2 separate regions of the Mus musculus genome follow, and region 1 is linked to region 2. The links are chromatin loops, found by intact Hi-C in ENCODE. Cell type or tissue: heart. All regions are shown on one strand. Links, peaks and the distances in the headings refer to the core of each region. The heading gives the core; the rest is flanking DNA. Region 1 holds the start of Txn1 (thioredoxin 1). Region 2 overlaps Svep1 (sushi, von Willebrand factor type A, EGF and pentraxin domain containing 1).

The links. A loop is a pair of places that touch in the nucleus more often than their neighbours do. Peaks named below come from ENCODE experiments on the same cell type or tissue, not always from the same donor. Only the 100,000 strongest peaks of a DNase experiment are listed, where the experiment ranks them.
Region 1: it touches region 2 in a loop (2.5-fold over the local background); 12 of 42 quality-filtered maps call a loop at or near these places.

The regions. Positions count from the first base shown.
Region 1 is chr4:57,950,502-57,962,607 of GRCm38, forward strand. Txn1 (thioredoxin 1) reads right to left here and starts at 5,910. Exons shown (of 5, transcript NM_011660.3): 1 at 5,686-5,910; 2 at 1,296-1,400; 3 at 338-397. The coding sequence starts at 5,709. It overlaps Gm35344 (a long non-coding RNA gene), which reads left to right and starts at 5,942. Exons shown (of 3, transcript XR_881303.3): 1 at 5,942-7,011. In heart, for the core only: no CTCF peak of the experiment used is centred there; DNase peaks (open chromatin) are centred at 4,660, 5,160 and 5,990; H3K4me3 peaks cover 3,331 bases; H3K27ac peaks cover 2,836 bases.
Region 2 is chr4:58,074,833-58,086,938 of GRCm38, forward strand. It overlaps Svep1 (sushi, von Willebrand factor type A, EGF and pentraxin domain containing 1), which reads right to left. Exons shown (of 48, transcript NM_022814.2): 33 at 9,978-10,154; 34 at 9,683-9,767; 35 at 9,135-9,326; 36 at 7,819-7,986. Among named protein-coding and RNA genes, the nearest start is that of Gm35402, 46 kb to the left of the region's middle. In heart, for the core only: CTCF peaks have their summits at 5,074 (motif pointing left) and 7,923; no DNase peak of the experiment used is centred there.

The DNA.
Region 1 (12,106 bases), core at 1,853-9,852, 120 kb before region 2:
GGCCTCACAATTCCACGATGCCACCTAGTCTACTATCTCTTAGAGCCAAAGTGAACTTATTTCCAGTGATCATCTGGGGGCGGGGGGATGTAGAATATAGGCCCCAAAGGCCCCCACAGGCTGCGAGTGGTGAGATGCTTACTCTAGATGTGCAAACACAGCTCTCTGAGTGTCTAGGACCACACCCATAACTGGCACACGCCCTATTCTTCCGAAATAGAACTTCTTAGAGTCCCACTTCTAGTATTACTGGACGTTTTTATTTTAAACAACAGGGTAGACTCCAGTGGAGGCCACTGTGAAGGTGTTTGGTAGCATCCGATTTCGTACTACGTACCTGGCAGTCATCCACATCCACTTCAAGGAACACCACATTGGAATACTTGTCACAGAGGGACTGGAAACATTCAAACAAACCAAGAAGCGTTAGAACTGGATAATAGCATTCAACATAGTTAAGCGTCTTCAAAGGAAATGTAACAGAGATTAAACATTTATTTAATTTTAGCTTATGCATACGGGTGGTTTGGTTACATGTATGTCTGTACACCATGGGTGTGCCTGGCGCCTGCAAAGGCCAGAAGAGGGCGCTGAACACCCCACAAGAGTTATAGAAGGTTGTGACTCTCCCATTTGGGTGCTGGGAACCAAACCAAAGTCCCCTGCAAGAGCAGCCAGTGCTTTTAACCACTGAGCCATCTCTCCAGCTCCATACACTTATTTTGAAAGAACTTATTTTATTTATTATTGCATTATTATTGATGTAAATGTGTACAGGTGCATGTGGAAGTCCGAGAGCAACCTCTGGGAACTGGTTCTGTCTTTCCAGGGTGGGTTTTGAGGATCAAACTCAGATCCTCAGGCTGGCAGGGTGAGCCATGTGTCTTTTTTTTCCCCCACTGAGCAATCTCACTAGCCAGGTCTAAAAATTCAGCCTAGAGATGAAGCAAGCGCCAGGGACACAGCTGTCTCTCAGTCAAGTGTTCCTAAGAGTAAAGTAATTCGGCACTGTAACTTTGAAGGCCGAATTTCACACTAGGCCCAGGTATCAAATCAGGGAAGGGGGGGGGGAGATCCTGGGGCAGGGGACAAAATTATTTAAGACAACAAAACTCCCCAAAGTTGTCCTCAATGAACTATATTACGTAAGTTTCCATGCTAGTACTACTTTTAAGCCAATGACACAGGAGAATAAAATAAAGCAAACAGCAAACTCCTCGCACCCATTAATTTCAATCCTTTTCTCTGGCTTGGGTCTACCACCCAGCCTCAAAGCTCACTGCTACTCCACTCACATGGAAGAAGGGCTTGATCATTTTGCAAGGTCCACACCACGTAGCAGAGAAGTCCACCACGACAAGCTTGTCTCCCGCGGCGGCCAGGGCCTCCTGAAAAGCTTCCTGCAGAGGGAGAAAGAAACACCTGTGTTACACATCATATACTTTCACTTTCCGTGAGATGTGGCCAGGTGCCACCACGCCTTTAAACCCAGCACTCACGCTGGAGGCCAACATGGTCTACCACAGTGGCCAGTTCCAGGCCAGTCAGTGAGGACCCCCCCTCCCCCATATCCTCCAAAAAGACCCAAGCAAACATGCAAATCAGCAACAAAGAGATATTAAGTACAAAAGATGAGGTTCGGCTCTTCGGGCCTATCTTTTAATCCAAAGCAACCACATAAAGTGGCCTGAAAGGAATCCTGCACACAGTTGGCATTATTATACTTGATCAGGTGATATAAGCAGAGTGTATTGGTCTTCAAGTCTTCAGGAATATGTATAAGATATTACGAACTGCCTAACCTGAGGTGGTGTATGGACCCAGGGCCTGGCACCTGCCTCTGAGTTACATCCTTAGCACATAACCAACATTTACACTAAATACAAGAAAGGGAAATAGGCATTTGTGGTAAAAATGTTTACCCTTTAAAATCAGTTCTGTGATAGATAGTGGATTCTTAGGGGGTTGGTGAAAGGAGCCTCAAAAACTGAAGAAGCTCCACAAGAAGACACAGTTAAGCAATGGGGAAGTCACAAGTTACTTAACCAAGGGTCAAATGAAGGCAACACTTACCGTATTTGTCTAGAGTAAAACATGGGAAAACCTCTGACCCCAAGGCAGAGTCCAGGAGAGCAGTCTCCTACTCAGCTCATCACTAGCATAATGTCCTGTGTGTTGCTGTGTTAAGATTTAATTTGTGTGTGTATCTGCTGGTGCCGAGAGGGGTCTTGGGATCCCCCCTAGAGCTGGAGCCATGGGTAGTGGGTACTGCCTGAGGGTCTCTTAACCACCACGCCAGCACTCCAGCCCCTTCTGTGTGCTTTAACCAGGGCCTATAGAGTTGGGATCTTTCTGGTTTATCCACCTTTGGCTTTTGCCCTATGGATCAAAACTCTGTTCTTTACATGAATCCAAGTTTTGGTTTCTCAAGAAGGAATTATTCTGTCATATGAAATCCCCAGCAAAAATGATTAAAAAAAAAAAAAAACAAACCCTCACTGCCAACCTCTCTGAATTATTTACTAAAAGCCTTGAGACTGTAACCCTAGGAACCTAACAGTCTAGTCACCAGGGACTCATTCAAACCACCATTAGTCATGGAGAGTGACCAAAACCCAAACCGGGGCAACAAAGTGAATCAAAGCAACACACACAAGTTGTATCTGAAGCCAACATTTCCTTCTGGGAAAAATGCTGGTCAAATTATTTAGCAAAAACTAAGACAAATTAAGAATATTATATCTGGTCCAACAAAGGAAAGTAAATATCTTATAACCACACACACACCCCTAGTTAAAACCTAATGCATTTTCATGGGGGTATACTTACTTTAATTTTAATTTATATTTACTGTTTCTTATATTTGCATTTATTTATTTATGAGTATCAGTGTTTATGTCTGCATGTATTTATGTACATCACTTGTGTGCCTGGTGTCCTAAGAAGCCAGAAGAGGGTATCAGATGCTCTGGAACTGGAGTTAGAGATGGGTATAAGTGACCATGTTGGTGTTGGGTATTGAGCCCCACCCTACCCTATGGAAGAACACCCAATCCTCTTATCTGCTAAGCCGTCTCTTTGGCCCTGGATACAGTTTTTAGGTTTTTAATTTCTATCTCACATTTTTTTTTCTTTCAAGGAAAACAATCACATGTCATTTCTGAGAACACTACAGAATGGCTACGACAGCTTCCAGAGACGTCTAGTCAGACTTGCCCATCAAATCCATGTCTGGGTGTGAAGAGCGGGCAGAGCAATGGAAACCACTGTTCCCAACCACCACTGGTTGTTGCAGATAATTCTCTTACAAAATCTCCCCTTATGTAATTATCAGAGGCCACAGCACCTATTCTTTATTGTAAGACACAGGTCAAGGTGGTATGGCAGGCTGCTCTGATGACACCCACATCTGGACCACGATTGATCCTCAATAAGAAAAGAGTCATTCCAGAGCCAGAGCTGCCAGAAACACGCCCTGCGACGCAGGAGGAGGAGTCTCTAGGGAGCGGCCTGGACCTTGCTCCTTAGCAGTCACCTGGGGTACCGATCCAAATCCGAGGGTCCTTAGCTGGGACCTGAGTCCCAGTTGATGAGATTACATGACAAAACAGGGCAAACTGCATCTCAAACACTCTCAAGGTTTACCCCCAAAAGCTATGAGGCAAAACCAAGCAACACTACTCAAAATACTGAAAATGCGGCTCACAATCCTAATTTCGGGCTTCAGTGAACACCAATTACAGAGGCAGGGATGTGCAAACTTGCAAAACAAGTTTTCTTCTGCCGATCTGTATTGGCTTGAAGAGTATTCAAAATTATCTACTAAGAAGCACATCACAATTTTTAGCTCTAGAAACCAATAACCACAATTGGCAAGTGTCGCCAGTACTGACACCAATAACCTGGAGACAAAACAACACACCCGGAGTAGACCGGAGCAGATGCTATCATCTCTTTTCTCAAACATACCCAATTCAGGGGCTGGCAAGATGGCTCAGCACATTAAAGTGCCTGCCACCAAGACCAACGAACTGAGTTCAATACCCACGACCCACAAGGTAGAAGTGAGCCAACTCTCTCAAGTTGTCCTCTGACCACTGCCAATGGATGCCCCACCCCTATATGTGAATATAAACCGAAACAGAAAGCCCCAACAACAAAACCATATTCAGCAAATAACAAAGTGTTCTTTGCTTTTTTTTTGAGACAGCCCAGCCTCCTGAGCGCTGGGGATTAGAGGCATGAGCCAACGCCTTGGTCTAACACGTGGTCTGTGAAGCACTGAGCAAAGTGTGTGTGTAGTTCAAGGAATAATTTTATTCTTAAAGATAAACACGGCAAATCAACTGTTGATTTCTGAGCCATTATATCATAGCCTATTATTCCACTCCTGTGTGGAGATTGACCCCAGGGGCCTTTAACTACCCACACAGTCGTCAGAAATAAGGCTACATTTTACATAGTTTAATTAATCAACTTAAGCCCATCACATGAAATTTATGTGTATTCAGTTTAACTTCTGATTCTGGGCGACTCCGATCAGAGCCTTGGTAGCAGGCTTTTGGGGCCCAAGCTTTTTCCGAGTAACTGGTTTCCTGGCACCAATGTACACCGCTCCTATTGGAATGGCAAAGGTTCCATAAGTAGGTCAGTTTAAACAGATAAGGATCCAACTGGGTGCTGGGACTAATATGGCTGGTAGTGGGTGAGCCAACTTTTGTACTGAGACCCAACCAGGTGCTCAAAACTGGAGGGCGCGGACCTGTCTTCCACGGATTTCCTAGTTTAAGGGTGAGCCAGTCTTTCACACATCAATTTCCACCCCCAACCTCCTTTCACTTTTCATTTTATAAATATTCCCCGAATAGTTACAGTGTAACAGGCTCTGGGTTTCCCAATCTGGAGGATATTTTGGTTCTCAGTAACTTTCGAATATGGTAACAGTTTTTCCCTTGGGTATTATTTTTCTTTTCCCAAAGGGCAGGACTTTGTACTTGACTACTCCCTGGGGGAGAGCCCTGGTTCCAGCAAAGCCCACTTATGGAGGGTCAATCACTGAAACCTTAAGGTTGCGAGGCCCCGGGGCCAGACTTTGGGGACTGAGTCATTCCAAAGCCAGAGCTGCCGGAAACACGCCCTGCGACGCAGGAGGAGGAGTCTCTCGGGCGCGGCCTGGACCTTTCTCCTTAGTAGTCACCTGGGGTACCGATCCGAGGGTACTTAACTGGGACCCGAGACCCACCCTCATGCACCGACCTGGCCTGTGTCCTCTAGGCGGCAGGTCACTGATGGAGGGAAACTAAGGCCGAGCCCAGCAGTACAACACACCCGCGCGGCGTGTGGCACCGCGTACTCGAGAAGTGGCGGCTCTCCATCTTTTCCTAGAGATCCTAAATCCTGATTCAGTTGGGGCACGGGAAGGGGGGAGTGTCACAGGAGGACCCCGGTCCATCTCTTCACCTCCGCCAGATTTGGGCTGGCGGTAGGGAGTGCAGCTCCGGGGACTCAGGTGCTGCCCACGAGTGCATCTCCCGTACCCGGCGTTCCAGGGTCCCCTCGTCCCCTCCCCCAGGGCATGCTCCACCGCCGAGGGCGCACACAGGCCCTGGGCCGCTAAGCCCGCGGGGACACCGAGAGTGTCCTCTTCAGCACCGCGGGATGTGCGCGGCGCCCGGGCATGCGTACCTTGCTCTCGATCAGCTTCACCATTTTGGCTGTTGCGGGGAGGGAGCCACACGCGTCTCAGCAGAACCAGATGGAAATGGATCCAAGGCGCCCAACGGAGCTTGCAACCGAGTGCGGCGCCCGCCTTCTCTTTATAGAAATAGGGCGGAGCGCAGCAGGGCGGGGCGGACGGGCACGCGCGGCGGGGACGCGCTTCCCGCCTCCCGCGTCCGCCAAGGCGCCTGGGCAGGCCGCGCCTAGACCACGCCCCCAAGAGGTGGGGCGGTTTTCCAGGGGGCGGAGCCAGAGTCGGCTACTAGTGCAGCCTGGGGACTGTCCTAGCGCTGGCCTCACTCCTGGCTTCCCCGCCCCACTCTAAGCTGCCGAACAAGAACCTTAGTTTATAAGGGGCGGAGCTAGCACAGGCTCCTGGAGCAGCTTCGGGTTTTTCCAGGCTCCAGACGCCGCGCGGCAGCTACCCCTAAGAGCCAACTTCCAGCTGCCTCAAGGGCACTTTAACAGCGAACAGCGCCGGGGTAGATCACGGTCCTCTCTCACACCGTAGAGTCCTTCTGTAATCACACTGCCCATGCCCCAAACTAGACCTAAGTCAGATACTTCCAGATTGGGGCTGGGGACAGTCCCTAGGACTGCCCAGGCAGAGGTGTATCCTTAGACTAGGGCGGCCATGCTGCAGTTCGACTCAAAGTGCTGAGTAACGATGACCAGGAAGTGTCTCAGTGCGCGTCCTCGCCAACTTTCTGGGTAGTTCTTTGCCGCTTCTTTCTCCTCTCTCTCTCCTATTCCTTAACTTTAACAGGTGAACCTGCTACTGGGAGAGGCACAGAGCCGTTTAGAGCCCTGTTCTGTGCCCCATGCACATGTAGGCATGATAGAGATCGGATAGTCTAGCTCCCAGCATTGTCTTGAAGGATTTAAGGGCTTGAAAACTGACTGAGGACAGCGTTTGGCCCATAAGGAAGCACTCAATGAATTATTCTAATTATAGTCATCGCGAGCGCTAATTAAGCTTGCGTGGTGCCTTGTGGGGCCTTGCTGAGTTTGGCTGCCTTGTATTTACAATGACAGTATAGGCTTTGAGGAGATTTTTCCGCCTTGGGAGAGGACGCCAGGAAGAGTCTTCTTCAATGATAACTGAGGTGATGTTCAGGAGGACAGGGCATGGTGGAAGAAGCTAAGATTCTTAAGGTGGCTTTGTGCAGCCCCAAGAGTGCCGCTGTATGTTCTGGTGAAGCAGCTGAGGTGGAGACTGGACAGAGCCAGCATCCTGGGAGGAACTCACCAAGCCTGCATTTGGAGAGCCGATCTAGATAAATCTACATCGAGGTGAAGCACGGGAGGCTAATGAAACTGTGTCTCAGCCACCCTACCCCTACCCACTGGCTTCCCTTGTTCAAAACATTTAAAATACCAGAACCAGTTGTGCGATGTTTTTGAAGGGCTGAGGAATTCAAGTAATGAGTGAGGATGTAGACAAGAGGGAGTGTTCTGAACATAGCCCTAGACTGCGGGTGGATGCTGCCCCAAAGGCAGTAGCCTTCCCTTTAGGACAGCTGAGGCAGAGAGGAACCCCAGGCAGATGAGCAGAATCTATTAATTCTCTTTGCAGCTGTCGGGTCTTTTCAGTCCAGCTACATTCCAGGTTTCTGGCTTTTTGGTAGTCAAACACTGACCTGTAGAACTTGGAAGGGTTCCTCCCTTAGCTGGCACCTCTCCACAGACCCTCAGATGTCCACTGATTCTGCTAGGAAGGCATGACTCCCTGGCACCTGTACAGTACCAATACACATGGGTAAATGTGGGGGATATCGACAATAAGAGAATGAAGAACTGGGAGGTTAGAGTGAGTGTTAAGATTCTTCACAGCTCTGCCAGCTCTCCTGTCTGCATCCCCACTTAAGTAGCTCTGTCTCTCTAGGGCAGTTTATTTAGCTTTTCTGTGCCCCAGGTTCCCTTGCGAAATGAAAATAATACCACCGTATGCTGAAGGTTTGAGTTACAATACTGTATGTGTAACGAGCTGAGAAATGTGTCCACTGCTTAGCACCCTGTGAACCGACCACGTGAACAGCGACAGGCTGTTATACTGAACGGCATCTGTCTGAGACGAGGGCAGAGAGCTGGGGTGGATGGGGCGACTATAAAACAGGTGTTAGTCTTGAGTAATCAGGAAGTTGGCAAAAAAGAAAACAAAACCAAACTAAAAACCACAGATGCTGTAACATGAGTCTCAGAGGAAAAGGGATGTTTGTTTGTTTGTTTTTTTCTCCTGAACAGTGGAAAGATGTGAGCTGAACCTGTCCTTCAGCAAGATCCCTGTGTATAGCGGCATGGAAAATGGTCCTTAGAATTTTAATTGTAAGGAAGTGACAATTCTGTTTGGACAGTGGTGTGCAGAGGAATTTTGTGAGACCAGAAATGGAGAATTCATTTGTTCAGACCAATTCGGGGCAAGAGGGGAGGATGTGAAGTCTTTCCTTTGAGGAATTGACTCCATTATTCCCATTTGCAACGAAATCTAGCTCAAATGGATTTAAATAGGAACAAATTTCCGGGTCCTAAAGCTATCCATTACAGGAACACCATCTATCTTAATTGTCGGTGTCTGGTGGGATGTTTCTCTCACCGAAAGGCAGCCCAGGCTTCAGTTTCTCTGCAGGAAATATGCTTGCTCCAGATTGAACCTGTTGGGAAATATGGTGGTCTTATGGGTTTGCTTTTTTATGCCTCTGCAAAGGGAACTCCTTGCTGTATTCTGGGAATCTCAGAATGGTCCTGGCCAGAGTCTATCCTCCTGGCCAACATTTAATTAAAGCTTGCTTCAAATTTGGCTCAAAAATTGTGGAACTGGTCTTCCTCTCGTGATTCTCAGGTTTCACGGCACAGTAAGGGAGCTAGGTGACACAGCAGAGTCCTCAGCCACTCTGAGATAGACTCAGAGAAGCATGGCCTTTTAAGACAGAGAGCATTGGAATCTGGATTTGGCAAAACAGCCCGTCAGGTCCATTACAGTTGGATCAACCTTGACCTTGAGGTTTTTATCAAGAGTCCAGCATAAGTGAAATTTAAAAACTTGTCTAGCAGTACAGTTGGGTTGAAGGTAAATGGGAAGTGACATAAACTGAATCAGAAAGTAACATAGAGCGGGGTAGAAGGAAGAGTAACAAACAGACGTGTAGAGACGATCATTGCTGCCCGAAGGAGCTGGGCGTGTCTTGCTGTTCCTTTCAGTGGCCCTGAGTCTGCAGATATTATCCTTCCCGTTAAACAGGGATAGGGGTAGGGGTGAAAGTTCGAGGAGGTGATTCATAGGCTCTGTTCAGAGGACACCAGCACCATTGTCAAGCTCTTCCATAGGTCCGTTAGCACTTCTTGGGTCACCAGTAAAAAAAAAAAAAAAGAAAAGAAACCTAATATACTGGGTTATAAACTCCATTTATGGTACTTTAAATGTTAACTCTTTAGATGTTAAAACTAATTTACACCTAAGATAGCATACTTTCAGGGTTAAGTATTTTATTTTATTTTATTTTATTTTTTCCTCTTTCTTTTTCTTGAGACATAGTCTTACTATGCAATCCTCCTTAGCTATGTAGACCAGGCTGGCCTCAAATTTACAGAGATCTGCCTACTCATGCCTCCTGAGTGCTGGGATTAAAGGCATGTGCCTATTCTTAGTAATGCTAACTATTTTAAGGTGAAAATTACATGTACATGCACCTAGACAGAAATGTGTACACACACACAGGGGCAGAGAGGAGAGAGAGAGAGAGAGAGAGAGAGAGAGAGAGAGAGAGAGAGAGAGGGAGAGAGAGGGAGAGAGAGAGAGGGTGCTTTCTATCTAACAGAGAGCTGTGAAAAGTCTTGCAGAGATCTGTGAAAGGATATATATTCCAGTGGGAAATTGTCATATCAAGAAAATGAAACTAACATGGATTATTTAAACTAATAACTATTGGTCCTTGTCTAAAAACAAGTGACAAGGCAAATCACACAGTAGGGAAGACTGATCAATATATGCATCTAACAAGACTTTAATCCAGAATATGTAATGGCCTCTTACAACTCAGTAAGACAAGCAGCAAGTAAAAGCTTGACATACATTTCTTGTGTGTGTGTCTGTGTGTTGGGGGGAGGAGCCGTGTGTGTGTGTGTGTGTGTGTGTGTGTGTGTGTGTGTAGTTAATATGCATTGATCAGAAAGCTGCTCAATATCATTAGCCATCAAGCAATTTCAAATTAAAGCCACATTGAGATTTCATATACATTCAGTAGACTAGGTTAAATTTTAGGTAGAGGGAGAGAATCACCCCCCCCCCACACACACACACTAATTGTGGACTAGCTGGTATTCACACATTACTGATGGGAATGTGAGCTATCATAACTATGTTGGGAAACAGTTTTTCACATGCATTTGTTTTTGTTTTCAAATGAAGCAAAACACACATTTGCCACGTGACATGGTAATCCTAATTCTAGATTTTACCTAAAAGAACTTGGAATGTAGTCACACAAAGAACTGCCTACGAATATTCCTAATACCTTGCTCATCAGAGTCCCAAACAACTCAAATTTCCACCATTAAATGAAACAATAATAAAGGTGATATATCCTCAGGGTCGAATACTTAACAACAAAAAGGAGTGAGCTGCTTATTACATACACAGTCAGAGATGAACATTCATATATGTTGAGTGGAAGATGCCAGACGTTGAAGCTTTTAAGAGCTATTTATAGGAAGTTGTAAAATAGGTCAGTCTATAGGTACAATGCAAAATCTCTATTGTTCAGGTTGGGAACCACAGAGAGGAACAGAGAAACAGCTGGTAATATAGGCCTATGTATTTTCTACAGCTCAAGGAAAAATGCATTCAAGTGGATATATTTTATTACAGGCACAAATTATACCATCAATAATTAATAACATAAAAGTAAAGTCTTTGGTTAATCTTTTTAGGCACAGAAACTGCCTTCAAGGCCAGGAAAACACATTGACATGTGACAAAGATGAGATACATTTAAACATGGAGGGCCACATAGAAGGTAAACATGGCTAACTGGAAGAAAGATTGTAGAGCAGATTGTCTTAGTCAGGGTTTCTATTTCTGCACAAACATCATGACCAAGAAGCAGGTTGGGGAGGAAAGGGTTTATTCGGTTTACACTTCTATACTGCTGTTCATCATCAAAGGAAGTCAGGACTGGAACTCAAGCAGGTCAGAAAGCAGGAGCTGATGCAGAAGCCATGGAGGGATGTTCTTTACTGGCTTGCCTCCCCTGGCTTGCTCAGCCTGCTCTCTTATAGAACCAAGACTACCAGCCCAGAGATGGTCCCACCCACAAGGGGCCTTTCCCCCTTGATCACTAATTGAGAAAATGCCTTACAGTTGGATCTCATGGAGGCATTTCCTCAACTGAAGCTCCTTTCTCTGTGATAACTCCAGCCTGTGTCAAGTTGACACAAAACTAGACAGCACACAGATAAACTTTGAATAGCTATGATTGTGGCTTTAAACAAGATAAGGATGTTACATGGATATGATTTAAGTAAATGCTCTGCCAGGTTTACCCTAAATCCAGGGTCACAGAGTTGTTAGTGGGTCACAATGTGTTAGTCACCTCTAGCACTGAGACAAATAACAGGAATAAATGACACAGAGAAGAAAGTTGTATTTGGCTCCTGGTTTTCAGAAGATTCAGTCCATGGCTGACTCTTGATTTTATGCATGTTGTATAGATCACCATAGTAGGGAACATGTGGAAGAGCAAAGCCACTCACTGTATAGAACACAGGAAGCAGAAGGAGAGGAGGGAGCATGTGGACCCCCACCTAACTTCCTTTACATCCGGTGTAACAGTTAATTTTGAATGTCAACTTGACTGGCTTAATAAACATGTAGCACATTAGTGAGGAATACCTATCAGTGTGTTTGTGAGGACATTTCCTAAGGGAAATGACTTGAGTGTAGGTGGTCATCCCCTAGGCTAGGGACTCAGACAAAAATGAGCCCAAGGAACACAAGAATCTCACCATTTTCTGCTTCCTGATGCATCCAGATGTTAGCAGCAGCCCTGTGCTCTTACCACCATGGATCAGAGCCACCTCCACTGTTGTGATGGGCTGCACCCTCAAAAGAGCCCAAATAAATTCCTCCTCCCTTAAGCTGCTTCTTGTCAGGCATTTGTCACAGCAGTGGAAAAGAAAAAGAGAGACAGCAGGTGACATCTGAAGGTTCCACTACCTCCTACCAGTATCTCAGGATGGGGACCAAACCTGTAACACATCGGCCTTTGGAGACCTGTCAGATCCAAACTGTAGGAACCACTGAAGAAATACTTCATGTGTGGGATACTTCTAGTCGAATCCTTATCAGTAAGAGGGAAATAAAGGGATGAAACAGTTTAAAAAAGGATCCTAA
Region 2 (12,106 bases), core at 2,058-10,057:
ATCGTCCTTAGCAGATATATCCATATCTACAGGAGACTAATGGGCAATTCAACAAAAGTGACAGATGCCCGTAGATCTCCGCACCCCACCTATGGTCATGCACTGTCCAATGCACAGAAGCAGGGTTCCATGAATCCTTATAGATACTCCCAATAGCTGAGTGAAGTCTCTGCCTAGGGACTCTTCAGTTCATGGTTTGGGAAAACCTCAGTCTTCCTATGTGGATATGGACTTGGTGGGTCTTTAGGTGACTTCTCTCTTAACAGTCACAGGGAGGCACCCACAGGCAGAATGCTTAGTGAGCAAATTTATTAAAAAGTCAGGCTGGGCCTGCTGATTTGAGTGCCCCTGCATAGGACATGTCCTGGGTAGAACATCTTACTGAGGCTCCTGGTGTTTTACAGCACAACTTGAATCATTCACATACTTTGAAACATGTGTCATCCTGGTCCCTGACCCCTTGATGTACCTGACATTGTTCACTGGCTGAAGTTCATATGTGCAGGCCTAGACAGCCCTGACTTACAGGAATTCGTTGTACATGAAGATTTTCCAGGTGGTCTGAGGCAGAAGCACCTGTCTCTAGAATCTTCCTTATTCCACAGAGCATTTTGAGAACGTGAGGATTACATTATATAATTTGGAAGCACTTGGGGTCTTTGATCTTTGACCTTACGATAACTCTCCACCAACTACTCCTCGATGAAAGACTAACAGCAAAGCAGCTCTCTAATTGAGTGGGCAATGGCCACTGAAAACACAGTTTAAAGAGATTTGAAAGTGAAGAATTCAATTTTAGAATCTTTGTTCCCCTTCCCCCAGGTCTGGATTAAGATTTTTGTTTTTCTTTATGCATTTCAGTTAACATGTGTTTCCTCATACAGGATGTTGCCTCCTCTTCATACATGACCTTCCTCCGGGCATAGATGCTGTATTAGTGTAGTGCTTGTTTGCAGCTGTCTCATTTGCACACAATGTGGCAGACAGAGAGTTACAGTGTGACACTGTAAGATACATATTTGGTCTATGCCCTGTGCCTAAAATGGAGATCCTGAGGACTCTGTAATTTCCCAAGTGCCAGAAGGTCAGGGCTTTGCATCACTAGAGACTGTACTCAAGTGAAGACAGGTTAGGTGATAAACAAAGATAAATACTATGAAAAAGGTTAGAATTTTAAAATGATAAAAAGGATATATATTCCCCTAAATGACATCTAGGGGAATTAACCATAAGCCATTACTTAATCACTAAAACATCAAATTGCTTGTACTATTTATTTCTGTCAGAAGTTTGGAAGTGTATTTGGAATTATAGGGGACATCTCCTACTCGCTTATCTTGTTGATGGGTCATTCAGAGAATAAGCATCTTATAGTTGATAGCATATTCCTGTAACTGCTGTTCACCAAAGTGAGAGAATGTGAAACTGGGCTACGTCTAAGCTGTGAGACAAACTTGGATTCGGTATCAACCTAAGATGAAGGTTTACTCACTTCAACTCTTTGTAACCTTTGAACTCTTGGTCAAGAGGTCTCGGGGACAATATTTAATACTTTTATTAAAAATCAGCCACACACCCTATGTCCTGGGGAAGTAGTCCATCTGCATCGAAAGGATGCCTTAGGACTCCAGCAATACACAGGAATCCTTCAGTAACGGGCAGACTCCTTTTCGATTCGAGGTTTCAGTAGTTGGATTCCCACACCTAGAGGAAGCTTACCAACCAGCATGGGCCCTGGGAGCTTTATGAGTGAGCTCCTGAGAACAGCATCCTGTCCCCTTCTAAAAGGGCAAAAGCCGCTCATTAAACAGCTGCGGGTTAATGAGAATAATAGAAAGCAGCAGTGATTAATCTTATTTCAATTCATAACAACTATTGAAGATCAAAGCTCTTGTCTTAATAGATCCAGTAATTCCCTTTAGAAGCTTCTACGTGAGAAGAATCAAAAGAGGAAAACTCGGTGAGGTTTTTATGATGTCATTAACCCTTCCACACCTCTGAGTTTTATACCAACAAATGTCAACCTAAGGATGAGAGAGAGAGAGAGAGAGAGAGAGAGAGAGACTGCCACCAGTCTATCTGGCCTGAAGCACCTGCTTCTAGCATTCAGGGTGTTGATAAAAATTTCAAAAGCTAAATGTGTGGGTGAAAGGTAAATTTGCGTTGGTGAGTTGGATGGAGCTGCTTGTTTCTTTCCTGTCCTGGCGCTGGTCATTCTACACTGGTCTCCTGAAGTTCTTGCTTCCTTGCTGTAAACTTGAGAATGTATCTTGCTCCCATGATTCAGGGAGAGGCTTCATCAAAGCTCACTGGCAGTATACAACTTTAAATCAATCAAACAACCCAGCAACCACAGTCCAGCATCCATCCCTATTGACAGTTGACAGAGTTAGGTGAAGGAGAGACAGTTTTCCTTAAGGGTGTGGTCCCCTGTAGGTGATCCATGCTCTAGGGAACAGTTCCATACTCATGAATGCATGGGCAGCGAAAATTGGACTCAGTGGGTGGTGAAAATCAAATCAAAGTAGAGGCCATGAAGTTGGGAGGAGGGCTTAGGGAGTAGGGATGGACCTGAGAGGACTTGTGGGGAAGAATGAACATGGTCAAATTACACCATATGCATGTGTGAAATTCTCAAAGAACTAATAAAATATTATATCATATTAAAATAGCAATAGTGAGACAACAGTAAGACTGCTTGCATGTTCATGTATGTTCAGGTGTGAGTGGCTTATACAGTATGGAGGGCAGAGGGACGGTAGACTTGAGATTCGAAAGGAGAAAAACTCTACTTTCATGAGTCTGAGAGCAGCTGCTGATGGAGAAGGAGACAGCAAGGCAGGCCGCACTACCTAGAAGTCATGACTTAGATACAATGTTGCTATTCTTAACAGAACAAGTTGCCAGGGGTGTGCTACACAAGCCCCAGGGAGGAGTTCTGGATGGAAAAGGAGACAGCAAGGCAATCCACATTACCTACAAGTCATGGCTTGGATACAATGATTCTATTCTTAATATAACAAGATGCTAGGGCTGTGCTCCGCAAGACTCCAGGAGGAAAATAGAAATGGCAAAGAGAGAAAGAGGACATGAACAGATTCCTGGTTCTGGCTACCACATAATCTGCAAATCTTCTCTATAATACTTGATAAAGTATAACAGAAATCAATTTAAGTGCATAGCTGGGCTAACCAGAAAGGAAATCTCCATGTCTTCAACATGAGACAGAAATTGAAGCCAGCAAAGCAAGCTTGCCAGTGAGTGCCCGGGTTGCCTTTGGACGAGACAAAGGAAGGAACCAGAGAGGAAAAGGAACACAGCCTCAGACTGAATTAGTAACAGAGTGTCTGGCAGGAATCCACATCCTGGAAGGAGGTTTGTTAACATGGCAAACTTGTAAAATCTCGTCCATCGCTGTGTTTGCAGAGATGCTGGGTAGAAAAATGAGGCAGCTGCTAACTACAGATCTGTACCTGATACAGGCTTCACGTTAGAATCCATACTACTCGAGTTGTATGCAAAACCTTTCAAACCAATAAATTAATGCAAAGGGGAGGGCCCTGGGGTAGCTGGTAGAAAAGAGTCCAGAGAGCCAGATCATGAGGGTTTGTTGTGGACACAGGAAGCCTTTTTTTTCTGTAAGGAGAGACTCTGAAATGGCAATACATACTTAGGTGTCTTAGGGTTACTATCACTGTGATGAAACACCACGACCAAAACCAAGTTGTGGAGGAAAGGGTTTATTGGGATTACATTTCTGTATCACTGTTCATCATCCAGAGGAAGTCAGGAAAGGAACTTAAGCAGGGCAGGGACCTGTGACCAGGAGCTGATGCAGAGGTGATGGAGGAGTGCTGCTTACTGGCTTGCTCCTCAGGGCTTGTCCAGTCTGCTTTCTTATAGAACCCAGGACCACCAGCCCAGGGGTGGCACCACCCACAATGAACTGGGACCTCCTTAATCAATCACCAAATAAGAAAACACCTTATAGGCTGTCTATAGCCTGATCTTGTGAAGGTATTTTCTCAATTGAGGCTCCCTCCTCTCTGCTGATTCAAACGTGTGTCAGGTTGACGTAGAACTAGCCAGGACAACAGGCATGTTTCCACCGTGAAAGGTTCAGCACAGACAAGGCACTTGCAAGAGTAGAGCTCTGATAAATGAGATACTGGAAGAAAACTGTTAGCCTGCTGGTTTTAATAAGCAGCTATGGTTGGAGCTTAGAGTGGGATGCTAGGGATCAGACACCAGAAAGAGCAGAGGGAAGGCTGATTAGAGGGCACTAGGTTAAAGGGACACAGGAGTAGAAGTTGAGACTGCAGGTAACAGCTGTGCACATGTCAATAAGCTACAGGAAATAATTTTGGAAGAAACTGCAAATATATGAGTAGGTAGGCACATTTAACCTAGTGGAAAAATGGCACTGTGTACACATGTATGGACATATTAGGTGATATCCCATTAATGAGTATAAGTTCTAGAAGTTCATGTGTCAGTTTTAAAAGTATCATTAAAAAAAAAAATTAAAACAGTTACATCGTTTACTCCCCCTCTCTTTCCTCCTTCTGGTCATTCCAACGTCTCCCTGCCTTGTTTTCTCTCAGATTGGTGGCCCCCTGTTACATGTTTATGCACAAATATGCAAACACAACCTGCTGAGCCCATTATGTGTTGATTGCATGTAAGATTTCAGGGAGGATCACTTGGTGTTGGATGACCAATGAGGGGGCTCACCCCTTGGTAAGACTAATTCTCCCTCATTCAGAATTCTTTAGCTGCTTGCAGTTCTTTGTCTGGGGGTGGACCCTGTGAGAATTCTAGCTTTCTGCTTTAGCGCGAGTAATGGTATTGTTTTTGTTCGGCCACATTGTTGAAGTATTATGGGTGCAGTTTCCTGTCATCTCTAGGAGACTTACTATCACAACCAGCTCCCTAATCTGCTTGCTGGCTCTTACAATCTTCCCACGCTCGCTTCATTTGTGCGTTTTAAACAATTAGATTTGGAATTCCAGGTAACTGTTTATGATTGGACGCTTCACCTCTTCTTGACTGAAGGTGTTGTCGCCACCTGCTGGCAGTCACATGTAAGTTACACCTCTTATCTGGGCCAGCAAGGTCACTTTTCATTTTGGTAACTTATTACTATCTTGCAAAGCTAAAAATACGAATATTCTACGACCCAAGCTACAGCTTGCAATGTCTAGGCCAGGGATATCCTATTTTATATGTTCCAGGAAACAGACAGGAATACTCGGTGTAACTCTGCTTTTATAAGAAAATAAAGTGGGAGCACATTAGTGTAGTACTGTAGAGAAATGAGTAATTTAGAGATTTGGGATTTGTGCTGAAATGACTATTCACATGTTCAACCACCATAGACAATTCCCTCCTGTACTGTGGATAGCCAGCAGGGGCCCATCACTTCTTATGATAATCACATTACACTAAAGTTATTGCTGTTGTTTTAATTCAGGATTTCAGAAAGTTCTCATGTCAGTGTTTGAGGTTCCAGGACATGTCACCACCTCTGTGGTGCCTGTGTGTGTGTGTGTGTGTGTGTGTGTGTGCACTCATGTGCACATACGTGCATATGCATGTGTATCCAGTGAAGAGATCACCATCAGGGGTCTTTCTCAATTGCTTTGCAGTTTGTTTTTTGAGACAATTCTCTACTACACCTGGAACTTGTTCTTTTGGTTAGACTGGCTGCCCAAGGAGCCACCAAGATCTTCCTGTCTCTGTCTCCTTCAGCACTGGGGTTAAGATAAGTGCCACACTGCTGGGCTTTCTACCTGGGTGCTGGAGATCTGAACTTAGTCCTCATGAGGAACCCTACTTGCAGAGTCATCTCCCCAGCCCAGAGATGAGTCCTTCTTATACAGGCATATTTTATACCAGCGAAAAAGTAGTCCAGCTGACTAGCACGTATCTGAGAGAGATTATTCACACACACACACACACACACACACACACACACACACACACCCCACATCACATAATTAAAAATAAAATAACTATTTTAAAAGAGAGAAGTGATTTAAATGACACTTCTTAAATGAGGCAATGTGTACAAATATACACTAACAGGTAAATTAAAAGTATATTTGCCTATGAAAACATGTATGTAGTAACCACAAAACGGGCATTTGTTAACATGAGAATTGCAGACAGGCATTGAGGCTGGCTTCCAGGAGAATCTCTCATATCGTATTCCTTTCATAAAACTACTTAATCATAGCAAAGACTTAACTTAAGCTTCTATCTCTGCAACGGGAGCACAGGTGATCTTAAACAGGGCATTGTGCTATTTTTTACTTCTGTATAGTTCAAAGGCACTGTTAAAAATGTGGTCAGAAGGCAAGGGAACAGGACAGAAACTCTGTTTCCTGTGAGGCTGTTCCCACAGCGCCCGGAGGAGAGGACGGTTTCCTCAAAGGGCTTTCTGTTCTATCATCAAGAGTTTGAACTGTAGAAAAAGAAGACTGTCTTTTAATAGTTGATTTTTGTCTTTCATAAAAAAAAAATTACAAGTGGGTAGTGATTTGCCATTTGTGGCTGAAATGACTATTCACTTGTTCAACCGCCGCAGACAATTCCCTCCTGTATTATGGGTGGACAGCAGGGGCCCATCACTTCATATGATAATCGTATTACAATGCTGAAGTTATTGTTGCTGTTGTTTTAACTCATCAGAAAGTTCTTATGTCAGTGTTTGAGGCTCGAGGTCTCCTCAAGAACATGTCACCACGTGGTCCTGGTGACAGAGTCTGGGCTGGTGACATGAAACACATCCTCTCTGACAGCCCAGCTCCTGCGTGCCCTCACTCCAGCACCAGTTAACAGCTTCACTGTTGGCTTCATCGACGCCCCCTGCCCTTTGCTAAGTTATTCATTGTAGTCTTTGTTCTCTCACAAATATCAGCCTCTAGGGAACTAACTTGACCTGGGACAGTGGTTCTCAACCTGTGGGTCTCGACTCCTATTCGGGGGGGTGGGGGGTGGGTGTCCAACAACCCTTTCACAGGGGTCACCTAAGACAACTAGAAAACAGAGATTTATGTTATGATTCATAACAGTAACAAAATTGCAGTTATGAAGTAGCAACATAAATAATTTTATGGTTGGAGTCACCACAATCTCAGGAACTGTATTAAAGGGTTGCAGCATGAGGACAGTTGAGAACCACTACTACAGGACATTCCAGTCACAGAGAGGACACGCTGCTTCTCCGAGGGCACACACCTGAGGCAGAAATCCAGGGAGCACTCTAGTGTGCAAACGCCAGGGATGATAAACTAGTAACAAGAAAGTGTAGACAGAGAAGAAACACAGTGTCCACAACAGAGGGTGAGTTGGACCACACTCAATGCCTTGGCAGCCTGAGATACTAAACAGGCCATCACAGGTATGTATCAACCTGCGGCTTTGCCCTCAGGGCTCTCCTGACCATCAGATGAGGCTACAAGTTAAAATCATTTGCAATGCGTTTCCTGCTTTGCCAAATACCAATATATATTTATATATATATATATTCCCCTGCTGACTTACCATTCTTATGACTTTGGTGGGTGATAGACAGACACACACCTGCTTCGATGACTTTCCCACATTCTTGGTTAAAGTAAAAGATACTTTGTATTGCATTGCTCTTTGTCTGAATCTTAACAATTAGTACATTCCAGGGAGCTATTGTTTGGGAAGCCTGCCTCCTCTCTGCTCTCAGAAAATAAGACCAGGAAGCTCTCTGTCTTGGCTGTCAGGGAGTTTCATTTTCTATCCTTGATGCTCCATGCTCCCCTCCCTACAGGTTTTACTTACCCCTCTTTGCATGTGTAAGCAACTGTGTTCCCAAAAGTGAAGTTGCTCCCAGTGATGACAGCATCTTTGACGATTGGAGGCTCTCCGCAGGAGACAAGTTGACAGCTAGGTGGCGCTCTGTCCCAGCTGCCGGAAGCTGTGCATTCAAGGAGGGATGGGCCCTGTAAACTACAGATAGGAGAGAGGGCTCAGGTGGCTCCTCTCACTGGGTGGCCACTTTCTCCATGGAGAAATAGAACTTGGAAGAAAAATACAGGCTGAATGTTGAGTTTTTGTGCACGAAATAGCAGTTCTTCACATTGTATTGATGTGTATGAATGTAAAAGAAATTTACACCAGCCAGACCATTTAAAATAATGAATGGGTAAAGAAAGACAACAACCACTTGGTGCAGAATTCAAGTCTAATGTGTTTATCGGTAAAGAGGGAACTCCAGAGCTTCTGACTGGCAAGTTACTGGGATGAGAAGGGTTAATAGCTTAATTATTACCCAACTGGAAGCTGGATACCTGAACAGACAGGTAATCAGAGTCACTGAGGTCAAAGGCGTTGTCCTTCCAGGACCTGAGGTTTGTTGCTCATGACTCTGACCTCTGGTTGTCCTTTGACCTTACAAACCCTATACCCATGGCATGGCTTACCCACCTATTCTGACAGTCTTGATTAGTTCTTTTTTAAAAAAATATCTTTTGTTGTTGTGGTTGTGGGTGCTGAGGAATGTGTGGAGGTCAGAAGATAACTTAAAGGAGTCAGTTCTCCCCCCACCCCCCAATTAGGCTTAGACCTTTATCCTCTGAGCCATCCCACTGGCTCTTAATTCTTTACTTCTATCCACTCGATCTGTTTCACTGTGGAACCTGATGACTGCCTTTCTGGGCACAGTCTGACACACATGCACCTGTACACGTACATATGCACATCCATGTATGTGTGTGTACACACACAAGTGAACTTCTTACAGAATTAAGACCCTTCCATGCTTTCTTGCACTAATAAATATCATCTTGATAAACTGTGTAAACAAAAACGATCCATGGCAAGGCGTTTCCTCAGGTATGATGCTGTGCTCCGCAAACCAACCCGTCTTTCCTCTCTAGAGTCTGAACGCTCCAGCGGTTGAACTGTGAGAACTTCTGGAGTCACAGATGGACAGTCTCCCTGACATTCGCTGTAAGCCAGGCTCCAAGAAGCACACACATTTTAGGACATCCCCATTTTTATAGACCTGGTTTGAAAGTCAGCTAGCTCATTCACTCAAGCTTAGGAACAGCGGGAAGACTGTAGGAAGCAGGGCAGGTGCCCCCTCGCCCCCTTACCTGTATCCGTTCTCACAGGAGTACGATGCAATAGAAAGGTAGGTGAGCCCACTTAAGATGTATTTGCCGTTATTTATGTCCTCAGGCTGGGAACACTTCACTAGCTCGCACACAGGAGAGGAATGACTCCAGGAACCACTAGCAAGGCATGCTGACTCTTCATCCCCAGACAAAGTATATCCTTTATCACACCTGGAAAAGACAGAGGCAAATGACTGGATACGGATAGCTTTGTTTTGCACACTTTAAACTTGTGTGAGTGTATGATGTTGTGTGTATGAGCATTGGTTCATATGTATGAGAGCACATTGCTCTTACAGAAGACCAGAGTTTGTTTCTCAGCATCTACATCAGAGCTGTAGCTCCAGGAGATCTGATGCCCTCTTCTGGCCTCCATGGGCAACTGCACACATGGGGCATACACTATATATATCCTATATATATCCTATATATATATCCCTCTGGGATTATTTCACCTTTCCTTGGTATTCCACTACTGCTGGCATGCTATTAACTACTGTACTACACCGTTAAAGTTAGACACTCACCTGTACACCACCTTACTGCCGTATGTGAATGCCGACCCGTCAACACCACCATTTTCAGGAACAGGTGGGACACCACAGGAAATGGCTGGAAGGAGAGACCAAAAGTGTGGTGTAACTGTGCAAAGCCCTCTGAAAGCTTATGGCTTCCAGATTTTATCCCCTTGTCATGTTTAAACTTGAGCCTGATTCCTGACTTTCAGAACAAAGACTGGCATGACCTGGAGCTTACTGCACCAACGATTTCGTCTTTTTAGAACCACCCAGTCCAGTGAGCATGGCCATTTTCTCAGCGTACCTTCACAGGACGGCCTGAGGCGATCCCACTCGCCAGTCTCCAAACACGTGATGGTGCTCACTCCCACCAGCTCGTGCCCTTCGTCACAGGAAAATGTGACTGCAGTACCCACGGTGTAAATCTCACCAGAAGAGTGGCCATTTTCTGGATTTTCTGGAGCCTTACATTTTACAGGTTCTTAAACGAAAGTTTTGGTGGAATAATAAGTGGCACTCACACAACCATACAAAATCTCAAAGCAAAAGACGTCTACAGCAGTTAAGGCAAGTCTAAAGATGGGACAGAGGCTTTTGAAGGGAGAGGCACAAAAGCCAGGGACTTGCTGGACGTTAGCCGGATAATACATTTATTAGGCACTTACACATTAATATTTTTAAAAGAATTAGTTTTACTGTTTTCAAATTGATATATTATTCTAAATTATGTGTCCATGTCTACATGTTGGTATGCCACCTGAGTGCTGGTGCCATGAAAACCAGGGGTGTCCAATCCCCTAGGAGTTGTATTTACAGGTAGTTGTGAGTGGCTCAGTGAGGCTGCTGGGAATCAAACTCAGGTCCTCTGCAAGACCAGTATGTGCTTCAAATTCAGCCATTTACCTATCCAGCCCAAGATATGTGTGTGTGTGTGTTGTGTATGTTGTGTGTGTGTGTGTGTTTGTCTGTGCCTATATGCACTTGCTCATGGGAGCCAGAAGAGGGCACCAGATTCCTTGGACCTGGGTATACAGGCATTCGTGAGCCGCCCAAGGTTGGTGCTGGGATCTGAAACTAGGTCTTGTGATAAAGCAGTGCATGCTTTTACCTAACTGCTGAGCCTTCTCATTAGCTTCTAAATAAAAATATCAAAACGAATACTAAAAATATGGAACTTCTATGTGGCCCTGAAGATAGTTATCTAATGGTGAAGTAGAGATACTGTGATCACTTGTCTCAGAAGACTTCCCCTCTAAACCTCATCTCAACCTTAGACACAGTTACACACAGCAACCAACTCGGTCTTAAGCTGATGTAAAGATTACACAGTCCTAATTGCTGCCCAGCCTGATGACCTGAGCTCCCTCCCTGTGACCCACACAGTAGAAGGAGAGACTCTTGCAAATTGTTCTCTGACCTCTCGCTCACAAATAACAGAAAAGGGGGAGAAAGGCTATGTTGATTTAATCTCTTTCAAGATCGTCCAGGCTATGAATATCAAGTATTTTGTTTATTTACTTACTTAATATTACTAGATACCTAGCACAGAGCATGCTCAGCAATTGCTCTATGTTTAACGATACCCTCGGCCCCTTTAAGGGTTTTAAAGGAACAAAAAGTAAATGTAATTATAGGATTGGATTTTCGAAGAATAGCTATAAGTGAGCAGAAGAATGATATCCAAATGCTTATTATTTTCCATGGCAGATATTATCTGATGTTAAACACAGGGAGACGTTACTTTTGGTAAATGTATGAAGAGCACTATAAAACAGAAACTAAAGTTATATTCTCAGACTCTTTTGAGACACGGTATTATAATAACTTAGTCTTTGTTTCCTATCAGGCACAAGACGCCTCTTCCTGTTTCCTGTTCTGTGTTAACTCCCTCTTGGGGCCAGTCTGCATTTTCAGGATTATTTTTCTTCTCTTTGAGTGGGGAGATTTTTTTTTTTTTTACAATGCTCTTATGTTTTAGCACATTGATGTTTTCCTGAAAATTTTTGCATCTGGTCCTCACATAGAACAGAGATAGCACTTGCATCTTGTCCGCTGGAGGGTGATATGATAGAGATGGAGACACCCAGCATTCTCTGTAACCAAGGAGATCTTTGTGGATAACTCTGTTTAAGTTTCTATTTCTACTGTGTGACTCTTCCACACTCTGCTTCTCTGACTGCTACTGTTTCCTATTTCTTGATATTGTCTCTGTTTCTCTCCTTCCTCTCTTCCCCTCTCACCCCTGAAACAGAATCCCCACATCATCTGTCTGCTTCACTTTACTTTCGGGGCTCCACAACCCTGTGTTTTGATTCCCCCCTTTAAAAATCCTTTTTACTTTCTTTCTCACAGTGTTCTGGCAGTTACAGTCAAAACAGATTTAGGAAGACATTAGTAAGTTGAAAGTCAGCCAGCATTATCAAAGCTCCCCCA